2 separate regions of the Homo sapiens genome follow, and region 1 is linked to region 2. Evidence: chromatin loops called from intact Hi-C (ENCODE). Cell type or tissue: PC-3. All regions are shown on one strand. Each heading gives the region's core, and the rest is flanking DNA. Links, peaks and the distances in the headings are about the cores only. Region 1 holds the start of LOC101929485 (a long non-coding RNA gene). Region 2 overlaps LOC105374029 (a long non-coding RNA gene).

What was found. A loop is a pair of places that touch in the nucleus more often than their neighbours do. Peaks named below come from ENCODE experiments on the same cell type or tissue, not always from the same donor. Only the 100,000 strongest peaks of a DNase experiment are listed, where the experiment ranks them.
Region 1: it touches region 2 in a loop (2.0-fold over the local background); 5 of 110 quality-filtered maps call a loop at or near these places.

Annotation. Positions count from the first base shown.
Region 1 is chr3:106,629,315-106,639,136 of GRCh38, reverse strand. It overlaps LOC101929485 (a long non-coding RNA gene), which reads left to right and starts at 6,626. Exons shown (of 16, transcript XR_007095992.1): 1 at 6,626-7,320; 2 at 8,606-8,667. In PC-3, for the core only: no CTCF peak of the experiment used is centred there; no DNase peak of the experiment used is centred there.
Region 2 is chr3:106,723,769-106,733,590 of GRCh38, reverse strand. The region is part of intron 1 of LOC105374029 (a long non-coding RNA gene); the gene reads left to right. Among named protein-coding and RNA genes, the nearest start is that of LINC00882, 510 kb to the left of the region's middle. In PC-3, for the core only: no CTCF peak of the experiment used is centred there; a DNase peak (open chromatin) is centred at 5,090; H3K4me3 peaks cover 809 bases; H3K27ac peaks cover 2,200 bases.

The DNA.
Region 1 (9,822 bases), core at 1,028-9,027, 94 kb after region 2:
GAAACCCGAGACCCATACTTATGTATAATCATAACTCTTTATAATTATACATATGTTTCATTATGAATAGTCATGTTTATCAAATGTTTTTATAGCAAAAAAAGTTAAAAATACTAAATGTTCAAACATAAGAATAGAACAGCACTTTACAAACTGTGAGCCTCAATCCACACTGACTTATGGAAAAAATTTACTGGGTTGCAAAAAACATATTTTTCTAAATAATTTCAATTTATTAATGAGAGAATTGAAGCACAAAAAGACTAAAAAAAGTGACTAAGGTCACATAGCTAGCCAGGGGAAGTTGAATTTCTTGACTCAAAAATCCCATGTTCTTTACTAGAATTGGATGCTACCAGAAGCTGACCTGTTATTGGTTTAGCCATGCAATATGGTTCTCTGTAGGGGAAACTAGAGTGCATGTGTGTAGGAAGATGTGTTTGGAATGGATGAGAGAAGTTGGCTGTCATGTTAAAGAATGGCCAGGGTTGTCATCATTCTTGGTCTTAATATTTTTTAAGAGCTTTCTTTTTTTCTTTGGGATATCACAACTATAGTTAAATGAAGCAAATGTGGGCTGGATATTTTGAATTTTTCAGGTATTGGTCTTGAGAAATTGACATATCTCTAACATATAATCCAATTCGTTCATCCCATGAAGCTAGAACTTAAAAGTATCATATACTTAATTGTTTGTCCTAAAAAGATATTTTGGGCTGGGCACGGTGGCACATGCCTGTAATCCCAGCACTTTGGGAGGCTGAAGCAGGCAGATCACCTGAGGTCAGGAGTTCAAGACCAGCCTGGCCAACATGGTGAAACCTTGTCTCTATTAAAAACACAAAAATTATCTGGGTGTGGTGGCGGGTGCCTGTAATCCCAGCTACTCAGGAGGCTGAGGCAGGAGAATTGCTTGAACCCGGGAGGCAGAGGCTGTAGTGAGCCGAGATCATGCCGTTGCACTTCAGCCTGGGAAACAGAGCAAAACTCTATCTCAAAAAAAAAAAAAAATCTTAAACATATAGGAAAGTGTACAGGTAATATTACATTTTCATGAAACCACCACCAAGCTCTGATATTTATTACAATGTTAAAAACATTTACTTTAAACTTTTATCTCAGAAAAGTTATAATTCATGCAAAGGTCTGTATTAAGAGTTAATTTTGATTTCAATACAAAGAAAGCTTGTCTTCTGTGTTCTTTATAATCTTTCATTATGTGTATGTGTGTGAATGTGTGTGGGTGTTTATATAGGAAGAATGGTTTGCTTTGCAGATATACTCCTTTAGAGCTAAATCCCACCCTTTAAAGTTTCTTTTATATACATATAAATGTCTATTTTTGCTAATAAATGGTATGAAAAATACCAAAATTATCTAATCTCCCACATGTAGTCAGAATCTTAATAGAACAATAAAATTGTTGTAGCTGTTTCTAAGTGTTGAAAGAAAAACAGGAAGAACATACTTCATTAGGATGAAATTACAGATTTTTTCTAATTAAACTTAGGTAGGTAAAAGATGTTGATCAACCATACAATTTGATAACATTAAGAGCTTCAGTATCTTTTAGCTCAATGGATTTGTTGATTATCTTATAATAATAATTATTGCATTCCTAAAATAGCCTAGGCACCATTTGATACAGAAATAAATAAGACATAGATCTCCCATCATGAAACTTGCATTAAGAGAAACATTAAGGCGAAATAGAATATATCCCAGTATGTTGTATTTTTTAACCAAGTAAACAGATTGTATCATTTTGGGAATTCATTGCTATGCCAAATTAAAACTGCTTCAGGTTAAAGGTTTGGAGGATTGAGGGGATCATTTTAGATAAAATAGTCAGGAAGGCCTCCTTGAAGAGGTAATATTTAAGTAAAAACTTAAATTATTTGGTGTAACAAGCCATTGTACATCTGGGAATGAACATTCTGGAAAGAAGGGATTGCAGGTATAAAGGCCTGGGCAATTCAAAATCTCCTATACTTTCCTCGGTCTGCAAATTCACCTCATCTTCCGCAGACAACAGCTGCTCTTAATACAAAGAAGATGGAGATTAGTAAGCAGAAACTTCTCACCTTTCTACTTCTCCTCTATAAACTTTTCTGCATCCCCACCATCCTTTCAGCCTATACAGTTTTTCACGGACTGAATTGTGTCCCTACAAAATTCATATGTTGAAGTCACAACCCAGAGTACCTCAGAATAGGACCTCATTTGGAGATAAGGTCTTTCAAAAGATAAAGTAATATGAAGTCATATGGGTGGGCCCCCATTCAATATGACTAGTGTCTTCATAAGTGAGGAGATTAGGACACAGACATGCACAGAGGGAAGACCACATGAAGACAGAAGGAGAAGATAGCCACCAACAAGCCAATGATAGAGACCTCATAAGAAACCAACACTTCCAACACCTTGATATCAAACTCAGCCTCCAGAATTGAGAGAAGATAAATTTCTGTTGTTTAAACCACCCAGTCTGTGGTATTTGTTACAGTAGTCCCCGCAAACTAATACAGATGTTTCTCAACTGATGATAAGGTTATGTTCCAATGAACCTGTTTTAAATTGAAAATATTGTAAGTCAAAAATGCATTTAATACACCTAATCTACTGAACATCATAGCTTTGCCTAGCTTACCTTAAACATGCTCAGAACACTTATATTAGCCTACAATTTGGCAAAATCATAAAACACAAAGCTTATTTTATAATAAAGTGTTGAATACCTCGTGTAACTTACTAAATACTGTACTGGAAGTGAAAAACAGAATGGTTGTATGGATACTTGAAGTATGGCTTTTACTGAATGCATACAGTTTTTGCAGCACTGTAAAATTGAAAAATTATGAATTGAACCATTCAAAGTTCAGGACTGTCTATCTATACTTACACTAGAGGAATTTCTTCTCCCTGAACTAATTCCTATACTATTGCTCTTGATTCCATTTGTTCTTCCCTCTAGGTATAATCTTTCTCTTTTGTATTTTCTACTTTCTGTTTTCTATTTATTTTCTCTCTTCTAACTATACGTACATTCATGCATGCAGTATTCTCTCCTTATCCACGGGATATATTCTGCAAGGCCCCCAGTGGTTGCCTGAAATATCAGATAGTACTGAGCCAGATTGTATCAATTACAACACGTTTCTGTTCATGCCTTCTATCCCAAAATTTAAGGCCTTTTCCATCTTAACTAAGCACTTATCACTCACTGTGCCTGTAACTTTTACAGTTCAAATGAATTTCTTTTTCATTCTTGACAATTTCAAGAATATGAGATTTGTTTTTAACCATAGATCTTAGCAACTTCAGCAAACATTTTTTCCTTTCCTTATTTAGTCAAGAATTTTTACCTTTTCACTTAAAGGAATCACTTTTTGGCTACATTTGAGCATATCCAAATACTCAGCATGAATACTATTGTACTTTGTGCCATTATTAAATAAAATAAGGGTTTCTGGAACACAAGCACTGCAATAGTGTGACAGTTGATCTGATTCCCTAGACAACTCTTAAGTGACAAATGGACAGGAGTGTGTACAGCGTGAGTATACTGGCAAAGGGAGGATTCATGCCCCAAGGGAGCAGAATGGGATGGCAAGAGATTTCATCATGCTACTCAAAAACCACACACTTTAAAACTTACGAATCTTTACTCTGGAATTTTGCATTTAATATTTTCAGACTGAGGTTGACTGTGAGGTAACTGAAACCACAGAAAGCAAAACTGCCAACAAGGGGGGACAATGCTACGTGTGTGCAGATTATACATATACTCATAGTCTTGGCCATGTGAGAGAAAGAAACCACTATTACACATGCAAAAAACTCCCAACATATTCAGCTTCATACTTTCTTCTATTTTGTCCATTTTGATACTTTTGTTCAATTAATTGATTAAAATAGTGGTCTGTACTTCCTCATCTACTTCCTAATATTTCATTTGCATTTCAATCTAACTCAGTCTGGATTATGTCTTCCTCACTACAACATTGTCTTTGCCCTCTCCATTTTACCAATGAAGAAAGGAACTCTGAGAGGTTGTGTAACTTGCCCAGAGTCACATAGCTGCAAATAACCATGTCAAGTTTTAAACACATAAAAGTTTGTAGTTTTAAACCTAATAAAATTCCAAAGACTTTCCTCTTAAAACATAGTTTTAAAGCATGATAACGCTTATGCGTCAAGAAACCTTCAGCTCAAAGCCATCTGCAGGAAGCAATAGCAGTCATCATGGTACAAGGTGGGTCTAATTCAGGACTGAGAAACAGGAGCCAGCTTAAACTCTGGCCTGTAGTCCTCGTGAATATGGGAAAGTCCAATTCTGTGAATATGGAGAGTATTTGATGCCATCTTTATAATGTACCACTTGGCTAACTTGCCACTCACATTAGCTTTGAGATTAAAAAATGCTAGGGCATTAGAATATAAAGCTGGAAAGATTTAAGAATAAGAAATATTTTATCCAAAGGAAAAAAAAATGTCTGGATTGAAGGTCATGAAGAATTGTAAAATAAGTAGTGTTTTACAAGGCTTCCATGAAGGTAATCCTGTCATTTCAAATTAAATGAGAGGGAAAATGCTGTAAAGTTATTGTGAGAAATTATTGTATAAAGTTGGAACTAATTTTAAAAACAATAGATAACATTCATTGAATGCTCATGATGTACCAGGTTATGTGCTTGTGCATTACCTATGTTGTGTTTAGCCCTTATGACGAACCTATGAAGTAGATAACATGCCTAGGTGATTTTTATCTGTAAGTTCTATTTTAACAATAAATAAATCAAGGAACAGTACTTAAAAAGTCATTAGTACAAAGTACATTTAAAGTCAAAGTACATTTAAAAAGTCATTAGTAAATACTAAAATTAGTCAAGCATAACTATTCACAATAGCAAAAATAGAGTATCAAACTAGTGTTCATCAACAGGATCAGATAAAGAAAATGTGATATATATATAGGAAGTATCTCAAGAGATATATATATAGGAAAAATATATATCTTAAGATATATATATAGGAAGATATATATATATCTTAAGATATATATAGGAAGATATATATATATATCTTAAGATATATATATAGGAAGATATATATATATCTTAAGATATATATAGGAAGATATATATATATCTTAAGATATATATATAGGAAGATATATATATATCTTAAGATACATATATAGGAAGATATATATATATCTTAAGATATATATATAGGAAGATATATATATATCTTAAGATATATATATAGGAAGATATATATATATATCTTAAGATATATATATAGGAAGATATATATATATCTTAAGATATATATATAGGAAGATATATATATATCTATAGATAACATAGATAGATAGGTATAGGAATTCTATTCAGTCATGAAAAAGATGAAATTATATATTTTGCCACAACATGGATGGAACTGGAGACTGTTATCCTAAGTAAAATAACTCAAAACCAGAAGGTGAAATACCACATTCTCAAGTATAAGTTGGTGCTAAACAACAGGTACATGGGATCATACAGAGTGGAATAATAGACATTGGAGACTCCAAAAGGTGGGATGGTGAGAGGAAAATGAGGCTTGAGGAATTACCTACTGGGTACAATGTTCACTGTTCGAGTAATAGGTTCAAGTAACACTAAAGCCCAGACTTCATGACTATGTAATATAGGCATGTAAGAAATCTGTACTTTTAACTTCTACATGTATAAGAATTAAAACATTTTTAAAAATACAAAAATTGGCTAAAAATAAAAAGAGAAGTTATAAAAATATTTTTGTGGGATGTCAAATCTTCCATTGCTCATTGAAATTGTACTTTTCAGAAAAATTTACAGTGAGAGTTTATCAAATCAGAGTGAAAACTGATTTTTTATCTCATACATCAGATGTAATGATGTAATGTATTTTCCTTGTTTTGAGACTTAGAGGAAGTATGATTTTATTAAACTTTTTTGTTTCTAATTGAAGCTATTGAACCACTAATAAATGAGTGTCAGGCTATTTGGGGAGAGAGATAGTGTAATCATGTATACTATGCATCTGTATTATATATAAAAGTTAAGAGGGTAAGTACCTGAATTAAAACAACCAAAATTTTGAAATCCTTTATGAGAAACAAGCAATTTGACCCATTTAAGTAAAAAATAGAAACTTGTATTTTAGGTCACTGAAAGGAAAAATAGGTTTTATCAGACAATTTATAGTTTGCCATGGCAGTGACCAAGTAATTATATTAGGGTACAGAAGTAGACGTAATTTAACAGGAGTTCAGATGGGACTTTTGACAGTCTATCATAGAAAAAGTTAATGAACAAAATGCTAGACTTCAGTCTAAGTGCCAACTTAGCTACAAAACTGATTGTAGCCTAAAATATGTAGGATAGCAGTAAATTGTAGGAAATCCTCATGGAGAGGTGACAAATGGAGTCCTTCAGGACTGATTGCCAGGTGCATTACTTTTTTAACACACTGTATAACTTACGGTGTCTGAATTAGTTGATAACATTAAGGATCCAATTTTATCTTTTGGAGAAGAAATTGTTGGATAGAACAGTTCAGTTGCTCTGATTTTTTTTTAAATAGTGACTATTTAGATTAATTTTATGAAATTTCACATCTTTTAGGCTGGGCTGAGAGAGAGAGAAACTTTAAAGTTCATACCTATAAAACATATACTGATTCACTACTGCTGGCAATTGTGTATGAATATCTAATACATTCTTATTGGTTAATAAACATGTATTGAATACTATCTATGAGACCTTGTGTTATGAAAATAAATTTTAAAAATCTCTTAATTCTTCTCTCAACTATGGGAGGCATTTTAATGATAGAAAAATTTTAATACCTTTTTGTAAGGATGCACAAACTAAGGATTACAAGAGCTCAGAGGAGGGGAACCTATCTAGTCCAGAGTTCAGAGGAGTCTTCCTAATAGAAGTAATATTGGCCTAATCTTGATGTATACGTGAAAGGCATTAGAGAATAGAAGCAGTGAAACATGCGGAAGAGGTCACCGTATATGTAAAGGCATAGAGGTAAGGGAGAATATCACCCACTCAGAGTATTAAAAGTATATAATCGAGAATCTAGGGTGTGTAGTAAATTATTTGCAAAAATGCCCCAAGGGAGCAGAATGGGATGGCAAGAGATTTCATCATGCTACTCAAAAAGCACACACACTTTAAAACTGACGAATCTTTACTTCTGGAATTTTGCATTTACTATTTTCAGACTGAGGTTGACTGTGAGGTAACTGAAACCACGGAAAGCAAAACTGCCAACAAGAATGTAAGTATTCCCCACCCTAGATCCATGAAATTAATAATATGACTTTTTAGATGTTCCCATCAAGAGGTTGAGTCTATTTACCCCTTGAATCAAAAGTAATTTTTTAACTTACTCGGCCAACAGAATGTGGCAGAAGAAAGGTGCCGGTTCTGAACATAGACATAAAAGATCTTGATACTTCTCTTCACTCACCTGGAAACCTGCCCAGCCACTATGTGAACAAGCACGAGTTGAGCTACCCGACAATGAAAAACCATGTGGCGCAAAGGCCATTCCGGCTGAGGCCATCCCCAAACAACCTGCTACAAGCCAATCTGGCACCTGGTCATAGATGTATAAGTGAACCCAGTTGAGACCAGAAAAATTACCCATCTGAACCCATCCAAATCACCAAACTGAGCAATATAAATGATTGTTACATAAGTCACAAAGTTTGGGTTTATGTGTTATGCAGCAAAACAAACTGATACGGTAAAATATAGTGTTGAATGGAAGAGCAGGAAAAAGATTATGCTATGTCTTTTAGGCTTTATATTGAAGGCAATAAGGACTAATACTCCAAAATTTCAAGCTTTGGTTCTTTCTTTCAATATTGATAGTTTCAGAAAACTCTAAATGTATCCTGGAAGTATATTAAAATGCTACCATCTATAATAATATATTTACAGGTATCTGAAAGAAAAAACATTTAACTTATGTTTAATGGTCAAAATAGTTTTATATGTCTAATCTCCAGGATGGGTTCAGCTGTGTAGGAAAAATGTAATCCTAACTCATGTAAATACACCCAGGAAAGTGTATTCTGGGGAAGGAAGAATACTCCCCTTGAAATGGCATTCTGTAGTCATTCTTATAATTTATGAATGATATTGCAGCCAAGAATTCCTTCATCTGCCTTAGTTTTGTCAACCTATCTTTTTTTCTGCTTCTTTATTTTTATCTGCATGTTCCTAGTAATCTTATATTTAGTCAGAAAATTATAAGCTGTCATATAGAAGCTGTTTGGCTGAAGTATGATGATGTATGTCCTTTAAAGTGTATGCTGCAACTACTTTTGACTGAAGCATGTGACATAGTCACCAAGAATCTATGGGTATATAAGGTTGAACAGGTAACCCCCAATTTACAAAGCAAATATTCTGCCAGTCTTGCATTCTCACTCTTGGGGAAATGCTCTTCTTCTAATAGCATAATTGAATGTCGCATTGTTTGAAGGTAGAATCAAGGTGAGACTTGAGGAGAAGAAATGCTACTTTTTGTCTTTTGGGTTTTTTTTTCCCTCCAGGAATAGGGAGGACCACAAGACATTTGTCACATTCCACCATAGCCTACTTCCATATTTGAGAGGTATGTGGATGTCATGGTGGGTATGTAAGTATAAAGATGACATTGTGTCATATGCACATAAATAGTTATTGGTCTTGACCTTTGACATCAGTGTTTATGGTTAAATAATCAGCCTCTTTCCACTGGCCCTCTATCTCCTGCCCAGCGTGATAGATTTAAGATGGATCCAAGAGAAAATAAACCCCTGACTTCAAGGTACACATGGACAGGCAAGGCTAACTCACCTGAGGAAAAATTAGAGAACAGCACATTTCGAATGTTCTATTTTATTAAAAGTATAGTAAACTAAATTTAAACACAATGCTATCCAGTGTACCTGTTTTCGAATTTCAGCTTATTTCAGTTGACTGGTCAGTTATATTTCATACTTGTCCTCTTCTGTCTGCTGTAATTCCTTAGATGGCAATAATACTATTGTTGAGAAATTATTCCCCTTCAAAGATATTTTTCTTTACAAAAGGGGTGGCAGAAAACCATTAGAAGTCTGTTTTCCCCAGCAACCTTGTTTCATGTATAGATTCTGAATCTGTCTTCCATCTCCCCTCTGACAAAGAGCTGTACAAAGTTCATCAATGGCAAAGTCAATTGGGTTCTCGTTCTTTCTTAAAAATATCTCCTCTCCTCAGGGATTCCTCAAGTTCCTGTCAAGAGCCACCTAGGGCAGCAAGACATCTTTAGATGTTTTCTTTCTAAGGGCAGATAATGTGTATGTGACCAAAAGCTGGTGTTTACACAACAGGGGGCAGTGAGCAAAATTATCAAGTGGGTAAAATTAGTCTCAGTCTTCTTCACTTCCCCTTTCTGAAGCTTCATCCTTGCCCTCTGGGTGCCTGGCATGTGTTCCAGCTGTTCTGTCTCAGGGAAGGGTGCTCACCGAGGGGCCCATCCTGATCTGCCTGCTGTGCAAACACTTCCTGATCTTTCCCATTTCCTCTCCTCCCTTTCCAAGCTTGTCTCATAGTAAGCCCATTCTCTTTAGGTCTGTTTTCTATTAGAAAGTGAGAGATCAGCTTGTGTTAAGCTAGCAGCAAGTTTTCATGAGACCCGTTCCCTCTTTACCCACATATGACATAATACAATACACATCAACAGGGGCTCTTGGAGTACAGATATCTAACCTGAAAATAGGAGAACAATTTCAACCATGATGTGGGA
Region 2 (9,822 bases), core at 1,291-9,290:
AACCTAAAGAAATAAAAGAGGGATATATAAGGATATGAGAGATATATAAAGATATTTATTTAAGTAATTTCTTTTTGTAAGGATATGAGGGAGATGTATAAAGATATTTCTTTAAGTAATTTCTTTTTGAGACAGAGTCTGTCTTTGTCACCCAGGCTGGAGTGCAGTGGTGCAGTCATGGCTCACTGCAACCTCTGTTTCCAGGGCTTGAGTGATTTATCCTTCCTCACCCTCCCAAAGGGCTGGGATTACAGAGCTGAGCTACCCTGCCTGGCCAGTAATTTTTGATGTTAACAAATAAAGCTGAAAATGCCTGAATATCCATCAGGAAATAGTTCACTAATGAATATATTCTATACTGTCTCTGTTTCTCTCATCTCTCTCTACCTCTCTATCTGTACCTACATCTTTACCTCTATCACTATCTATATAATAACCAGAAAGGGAAGCCATGATATTTAAAAGCACAAAAACAAGTAGTGGTAACTATGTAATGGTATTACCCAATTTTTGTTGAAACCAAATCCGTATGCTTGTGCGAACATAGAGAATGATGTAGACATATACATCCCATGCTGTAAATATTACCTTCGGTAGAGTGGACTGAAGAAAAGTATAGGTGGTGGCTGCTAAGTTTTTTCCTCCCACATTGCTGTATTAACGAATTTGTTAAATCAAGTATGATTAACTTTCTAATTAATTAAAAAACTAACAAAGCTTAACAATTAAAGCCTTCTACATTCACATTTTCCTTTCTTTGGATTTATATTTGTACCTTAGTCTGCTGTGCAGATGCTGTCTAATAACTATGTAAGTCAGCATCCTGGAATAGATTCATCTTTAATTCTTTCAGTAAAAGACTGGCCACTTGGAAGTTCTTTTCTTTTGAAACTTTTGCAGTCTATGTGTTTCTGTAATAAATTCAGTCTGTGAGAGTGATTCTCAATATAGCATGAAAAGAACATATAGGAATTACCTGGGGAATTTCAGCTTACACATACATTTGATACTTAACCAACCTAACCCATATGCATGAATACTATGGTGAGCCACTGCTACTAATGTGAGTGTGTTTCATTTCTTAGTATGCTGATTTGGGAAAAGTTTGGGAGTCAGTGATCCATAAAATGCTTTTGCAGAGCACTCAAAGTCTGAGATGCTGAATTCTCTTCAGCAGAATAGCTTCATTCACTCCAAACATAAAATCATTAATTTGAAAGAAAAGAATAATTTAATTCTTATTGCTATCTTAAGGCTGAATATCATCACAGACGTTTAGATCGAAGAAAACTCTTCATTTTACAAAAGGGCAAACTGAAGTCAAGAGGATGAAGTGACTTGATCAATATCTTACAAGTTAATGGTTAGCTGGGGTCCATGATGTAACTCTAGTGGTTCCCAGGACTTCCTGGAGAGGTGAGAAAGATTGCTTTTACCTGAAGAGGATGCCCAATCCAAGCCTGAAGAAGAGCGCTGGAGGCATGCAGAGTGCTCTTTTGTAGTTGTATCTTTAATGTCCTCTTTTTTAACGGAGACTTTTAACATACTTTTGGAAGGGATATTCTTGCTAAACTGAGCTTTCTTCATTACCTTCCAACCTGATGTTACTGGAATTTATGAGCCACAGGCAGTGTGGCATAGACAGTATCACTGTTATCCAGCCAAGTATTCTGTCCTCAGGATGATCTGTACCATTTCCAGTATGTGAGCTCCTTCTCAAGAATCAGTAATCCACCTGGAAGCTGCTCGCTCCTCCTACCTGTGCCTTTTGAGCACATATCCTTGGGTCAGGACTTAAGTCCCAGGAGAAGTATATTCCAAATGCTATTCCCTGTGCTGTGGAGGGTTCTGTGAACTGGAATGATTTAGACTGCAGCAGGAAAGGGAGATAAAACTCTGAGACAGTCGGTGTTGACTCCAGTCTTGTATTCAGCTAAAGACATTCTTCACTGTGGAGACCAATGCATTTGAACTTGACTTTTGACTATCAGCTTTCCTGTATTAAACCTCATGGACATATAGAGATAGCAATTTTCAGTTTATTTTCGATAGCTTTTACCTGGCCAATGAGGTTGGGTTAGGTTAGTGGTTACTAACAGACAGCCAGAGAAGTGCCCCAGAGCTGTGGATAGCAGAGTGAACTTGCGGCCAAAGTGTTGGCTAGCAGAGTGTTGATGGAGCCAAAGGTCAGCCTCTAAACACAATCTCTTCTGGGATTGTGGGTCTGAGCCTGGTAGTGTGCCATTTGATGTCTGCTGTTGAATGAGATAGGGGCATGGTAAACAACAGGGAATTAGAGGTACAAAGTCAAGCAAGACCATATAGAAGGGCAGATACTAGAAATTTAAAAATAAGAGGATCAGAAGAAATCTTAGAATAGGGCAGAAGCCACTTTATGTATGTCTATGGTAACTGGGTGGAGGTATTTATTGCATACAAGGGAGTAGTGATGTTAGAAACACTAACAGAGTCCTTTCACCCTCATCATCTCATTCTGCTTCTCACAGTAACCTGTTAAGACAGGGAAGGAACTGAAGCTCAGAGAGGTTGGGTGACTTGTCTAAGGTTGCCCAGATAAACAGAAAACACAAAATTGAAAACCCAAGACTTCTGATTTTACACCAACTCCTCAGTCTGGAGTTTTTGTTTTGGTGATAAGCCCCTCTTTTCCACTGAAAGTTATCTTTGTTATTAATAAAAAATGCCTTAACTGTATCAATTTTTAAAATCTTTCTTTGTGAGGGGATTTTAGGAAACATACCTCAGTATGTGTCAGGCCTATCACCTTCCTGAGACTGGCTGGCTCTGCAATAAGTTAGAAAGTATGATTGTAAATATCTGTGAGCATTTTATAGCAGATATCACACTGCTTATATTCTGTACAGAATAACATATTTTAAAGAGTGCATGAAACAAATCAGTTTATTTCCACTAAAGATTATGCCTTCATATCTCTTTTCTTTATACTATCTTGACCAGTATTTTCCCATGTATATATCATAATGTCTCTGGCTTTTCAGTTTTTGTCTAAATATTCATTCAATCGTAGGTAAAATATTCAGTTTTAGGTCCAAATTTCCGGGACTCTGAGTGGACTTGAACCTTTAGATTCTCAGAGTTCTATCAATATAATGCCTTAAAGAACTGCAGGGAGTTCAAACTTTGTGTGAATTTACATAGGTGTTACTACATCCATTCCCTATGTCTGGTAATAATAGTTATGAATCGCTGCTAATATTTATTGAGCATTTTTACCTATATCAGACAACTATGCAAATGTTTTAATATTTTATCTCACTTAATCTTCACAACTATGCCATAGCGTATTTTTGTCCATTTTCATATAAATACACTGAGCCTCAGAGAACTGAGGTAACTCTCTCAGGGGAGACAGCAGTTGGCCAAACAGGATTTGAATCAGGTCTGCTAAACACTGGAACCCATGTGCCAGCATGCATGGTGAAAAGATAAGAAAAAAGGGAGGAAAAACAGAATATTTAATATTATAAAAACCTACATAACAACACAGAAAGGTACTTTAACATGGAGAGAGATTTTTTAAATGCAAGTCTCATTTTATTCCATTTTCAAGAACAGAATAAAGCAAAAGAACATATGCAGTGGTTCCTTACAATGTTATCCTGCAGTAAGCTTTAATGATTCCTCTTTGCATTAATGTGGACAACTAGTCTGGGCTCTCTGGCTCTGGAGATACAGTTTTATATTATTTTTTTTGTTTAAAGTGATTTTTATCCTTTAGGTGGATAAAAGTTTGGCTCTAGGTGAACCGAAGTGATTTGTAAAATAGCAAAGGGCTGTGCAACATGCCAAAACAGTAAGAGAATTGTCTATGCATGTAAGAAGCTGGTGGCTGTGGGTGAAAATAAAATAGTGGCTAGATCAGCTGTTGATGTGTGAACTTGTAAGGAAGACTATTAGGTCTGGGAATTCCAATTTATGCTTCCAGCTTTTCTTTGAATATTGAGGAAGGAAGTAAATGAATACATACTGAGAGTTTTCTGGGCCACATGTTATTCTAGATAATTTTGACAAAAGTTTCTAGTTTGCTGCACCCAGAAAACCTTTTGTGAATCACCTTACTATCCCCATTTTACCAAAGAGAAATGCAAAATTCTGTAGCTAAAATATGACAGAACCAGAAGTTCAATGTATGTCCTTCTGACTTCAAAATTTAAAATTATTAGCCATGTAAATTTCTGTGGATTCATAATCTGACTGTCTCTCAATTTATTTTCTGTTCACCCTTCTAGTTGCCATTCTGAGAATCTGAGCGACTTCAGATGAAAAGAAGTTTTATGAAACATTTCTACAAAATTTCTTGGCTAAGGTGTTATACATAGAAAACTACACATATGTCTATTGATTTTGTTTTTGAATTGATAAAACCCAAAGCAAAGCTCAATAATGGCTGTCTCCATGTTTTAAACTGCTAGCAAGACACTCAGACCCACAGAAAGCACAATATCAGTGTTAGTTAAATTGAACTAAACACAAAATCTCTACCTCATAACAACCAGTAGTCAATCTATTTGATATAAGAAAATATTTAAGAATCCCTATGTGATCTGAATTACAATTTTTACTTCCATTTTGAATTCCAGTTCATCTAACAGATTCCTTCCACTCTGAAGTTCCCTTAGTTCCACATTCCTCATGCTATTCCTTTGTTCAGAAATCTACAAAGGCTGTCTTTTGCCTGTCTCATATATAAACACTTTTTCTTAGCTTTCAAAGTCTTTAATAATCTAACCTACCATAACCAGCCAGCTTAAGAGTAGACACGCAGGGGGGAATATTTGAGTGTGAATAGAAGGAAAGAGAAACAATAGAATACTTTTGTGAAACGCAGGGGGGAATATTTGAGCATGAATAGAAGGAAAGAGAAACAGTAGAATACTTTTGTGAAAATTTTGTGGCTTTAAAATGCTTGGCGTGAGTCATGTGTAATTGTTTCTAACTCCCCGAGTGATACGTCTGTGCCTTGTTAGTCTGTAAGAAAAACATGAATTTTCTGACCAACTCTTACTTACTTTCTCTATCTCCCTTCATGTACTTAGTCACTCTGTGTGGACATCCTGGCTGATCTCCATTAGTGGAAATATTCATGTCTACCTCCAAATTGTTTTGTCCTTAGACATTTTTCTGACTCATGTCTCTGATATTCTTCAGTCAACACATTTGGACTACTTGGGCTATGAACAAGGATATGAAGAATGGAACTGCCATAAACTCAAGTACAATATAATTAACAAAAATGAAATGGAGAGATAACATTACAGTGAGGGTAAGGTGCTGTCTACTCAGGAAACATAAAGCCCAAATTTGATTCAGAATTTATATTAACTCCTAGAGTTTCTTTGAATTAAGAATGTCGGTTCTGAAACAAAATTATTGGGTCCAAGTGAGCATTTCCAAATATAGGTCAGAGAAATGATAGGTGAGACTGGAGACTGATTCTTCTTTCTGATACTTTGTTGTTGTTGTTACCAAATTACTATCGTTTAGTCAACAAGCCTACACTGGAAGTCCAAGGTACTTTCCATACAATTGCAATCTAGTATTCATATAGTAAAATTTTAGATGAAGGCAAATAAAGGAACACTACTGCATGAATCTACAGCTCCGTTGGTTGGCAGCATGAAGTTAAACTAGCAAAACAGCCTTTAATTCACTACCATCCTAACATGATGTTTTTTTCCATCCATTCTGGCTCTTTGTGCTGTGGATTATGGAGAGATATCATAGCCATGGCACGTGGGCTCCTCTCACTTCTTTTCTGATTACCTTTGAAGGTCTTAGTTGTGTGTGGAAGTCATCTATTAAGTCACCCAGGTTTGGTTAGCTTTAGGCTTTAGCATTTTTCCCCTACACCATTTGACCATTACTATGGTATCTCCAAGTCTCCAAGATTCAATAGAGATTTCCTTGTTGAAAATTGGTATTGTTGATCATTTATCTCCCAGAATTTCTGCTTTCACATAATTCTTGACTTTTTGTAAACTCTCCCGTGTCATTAAAAATATGTTTTTTTCTGAGTATTTTAGAATTTTAGTTAGGGGAGTCTTTCATAATTCCTAGACCACCCACCCTGCTGGACACAGAAGCCAGGTTCCCCTTATGCTTCAGTTCGTGAAGAATGATTATTTTGGACCAAAGTCTATCTAAGAACATTTCAAAAAAGTGATTAAGAACTGGCACCCTTAAAATTTAGGTGTTCTTAATGAACATTTAGGTGTTGGCTAGAACACCCAAATTTTAATAATGACTTCATAAAATGGCTCTTTTAACTTGAGAATTGTTCTCTTTAAGCTTTAGTTTCCTCATTTGTAAAATGGGAATAATAGTAACATTACCTGCTTCATATGATTATTGTAAAGACTAGATATGTATAATGAAAAATGTGAGTGGGAAATAAAGCGGGTTTAAAGATGGTGGTTGATATTATATTTTATTTATCTCCAACGGCAGCACCACTACCTTTTGCTCCTAATGCTAGAAACAGGCAGACTTCCTAAAGCAAAGGAGGCTTTGTTTTGCTGCTTCTTTCACCATGTATTGGAAATTACTTAAAAGGAACATTACTTAAAAGGAAACAAAAGTTAAAAAAAAAAAAAAGAAAAACAGCAGCTAACATTTACTGAATATTAGTTGTGCATCAAAATGCTAGTTATTTTACATTAAATATTGTTAAGTCCTCACAACATTTCTCTAAAGCATATTTTATCTTTCCCCATTATAGATAAAGAAACTGAGACTCAGGCAGGTTAAGTAATTTGTTCAGAGTAACACAGTTAGAAGTAAATAGAGACAATTTGACTTTTGAGGTTGTACTCCTAATTAATATGCTAGAACTGCAATGTCAAGGGTCAAAGTCAAGGGTCACATAAAGAATTTGTGTGAATACTCATATTAGAATGTTCTTACTCTTTGATATTCACTCCTCCTTCACCAATATTATGGCTGGCAGAATCCTACTGGTATTTGAAATTGCCTTGCCTCTCTGAAGTTTTTCCAAAGGCGAACAGAATTAAATATCTCCTGTTTGCTCTCATAGCACACTGCAAAAGCTTTATGGAAGCACACATCACTATGTTTACTTATTCCTCCCTTTTTCTCTATCCTATGACCTTCCTGAGTACAGAAAGTACTGTACTGTACTGAGTACAGAAAGTACACACCTACTTGATTATTATTATTGTTATTGCTGTTATTGTTATTATTTTGATCACTGGAGATGCACACAATACTTGCTGTTTCGGACTGGCTCAGTATCTGATTTTGAAATGGATGATCTATTTCAAAGTTATTTTTCACACAATTAAATACTTTACAAAAATCCAAGAACTTCTGACTTCTAATTCTTCACAATTGACTATGGATTTTTGAAATTTGTTTGCTTCTACGTATACCCAATTCTGCTGTATATTGGCAGCCTTTCAAGGTTTGGGAACAAAACCTTGTCTATTTGTGTTACACTGGTCCCCAGATCACCATAGGTTCCCAATAAATCTTCATTCTAATCAGCTTTTGAAAATGGGGCTTCAAGCTTTACTGCAGTCAGTTATGTAGATGGCTGTAACCAGGGCCTTCTCTTTAGGTACAACCACCTTTCCAGAATTGCTTTTCTTTCCTCAGCTCCATTTACAAGGCTGCAGCTTTCCAGAACCATATGTTGCAGCTGAATTGTGCTTTCCCCTAGTAGTAGGATATCAATTTTTTTTAACACCATGTTATTTACTAGTCCCTTGGTTATACAAGAGAACTAGGAATCTCACATGTTAGCAATTGTAGCTCCAGTAGCTAAAGATTTACTACAGGCAAGCACACGTTTACAACATGGTTTACAGATCTCATCTCTTAACTTCCTGCAGAAGTACATCTGGGCCTGAATCTTAAGCATGCTCCGGAGCTGGACAGTCATTACCGTGTGTGTGTTTTGGTCTGGATGAGTAGATAATACAAGAGAATGATACTTTTAAATTTAGCTATGTCTTTAATATTGTTATTGGTGTTACATGTCTGTGATCATTTCCCCACTGGCAAACTAAGCCTTCATTACAAAATCCAGTCATGCAATTTGCATGCTTTAGAGATAAGGTTAAGGCTCTGTCAGAGCACTTAACCACAGGTGTAAAAATGTTGTGATTAAAAAGAGACTGCACATTTAAGTAGGAGTAATTAGAAGTGAATTCTTAATTGCAGAGTTACACAAGCATTTATGCTTTGCTTTGCTATCCTAAGCCTTTGAAAGGTGCTATATAAATGCAAATTGCTTCTCACATCATTCATGCCATGTATTCATGACATTGAAAATGTGCACTTATACTGAACTAAGCTTAATAATAAAATACTAAATATGAAATATCTATTAAATAGAGCTATACTTCCATCATCCAATAAGCATATTTCTGTATTTTCCATTTTAAACATGTACCTATGCTGATGAGATGCAAGTTCTCTCTGATTAAGAGAATAAAGAAACTCTTCAGACTGATTCAACTATAAAACTATAAACAGTTTTTTAAAATATTATTATTGTAGCTTAATAGTGTTTCAATTAGACAGTTTCTGAATGTGAACCACCACTAGTTTTAGTACATTCATTGCCTGTTGGCAATTTAAAGAACACCTTCTTCCAACACTCACAGAGATTCTAACTTATGTATTTTCAGAATGTTCTGTTCCTATAGATATTTCAACCTTCATTTTGACCTCTCAACACAATCTCCACATAAAAAGTTTGGATTGTGAGCTGGGCGCAGTGGCTGACGCTTGTAATCCCAGCACTTTGGAAGGCTGAGGTGGGCAGATCACCTGAAGTCAGGAGTTTGAGACCAGCCTGGCCAACATGGTGAAACCTTGTCTCTGCTAAAAATACAAAAATTAGCTAGACATGGTGGTGCATGCCTGTAATCCCAGCTACTGGGGAAGCTGAGGCAGGAGAATCACTTGAGTCTAGGAGACAGAGGTTGCAGTGAGCCAGGATCGTGCCACTGAACTCCAGCCTAGGTGACAGAGTGAGACTCCAGCTCAAAAAAATAAAAAGAAGTTTGGGTTGTGGACTATGGAAAGTAATTTTTATGAAGACCAAGATTTAAAACTCATAGAAAATATTAGGGTCTAATCTTCATGTATTAGTCCATTTTCATACTGCTATAAAGAACTGCCTAAAATGGGGTAATTTTTAAAGGAAAGAGGTTTAATTGACTCACAGTTCCACATGGCTGGGAAGAACTCAGGAAACTTACAATCATGGCAGAAGGCAAAGGGGAAGCAGGTACTTTCTTCGCAAGGTAGCAGTAGAGAGTGTGTGTGAAGGAGGAATTGTCAAACACATATAAAACCATCAGATCTGGTGAGAACTCACTATCACAAGAACATCATGGGGGAAACCACATCCATGATTCAATCACTGACCACTGGGTCCCTTGCTCAATACGGGGAGATTACGGGAATTATAATTCAAGATAAGATTTGGGTGGGGACACAGCCAAACCATATCACCTCACAAATATATGCCAGAAAATGGCAAACATTATGTCCGCTTATGAACCCATGTTCTATGTATTTGTAAACAAAAAGAAATTATTTTAAGATGGTACTACTCGATCGTGTGTGTGTCATTACGTCATTTGACAAGCTGGTTAAAGTACGGATTCTGATTGAAGAGGCTTGAAGTGGAGCCCAAGATTTTGCATTTCTAATAATCTTTCTTGTGGTGCATAAGCTATTCCCTCCAGACCACACTTACAGTAGTAAGGTTTTAGGGCAGGGGTCTGCAAACGTTTTCTGTAAAGATCC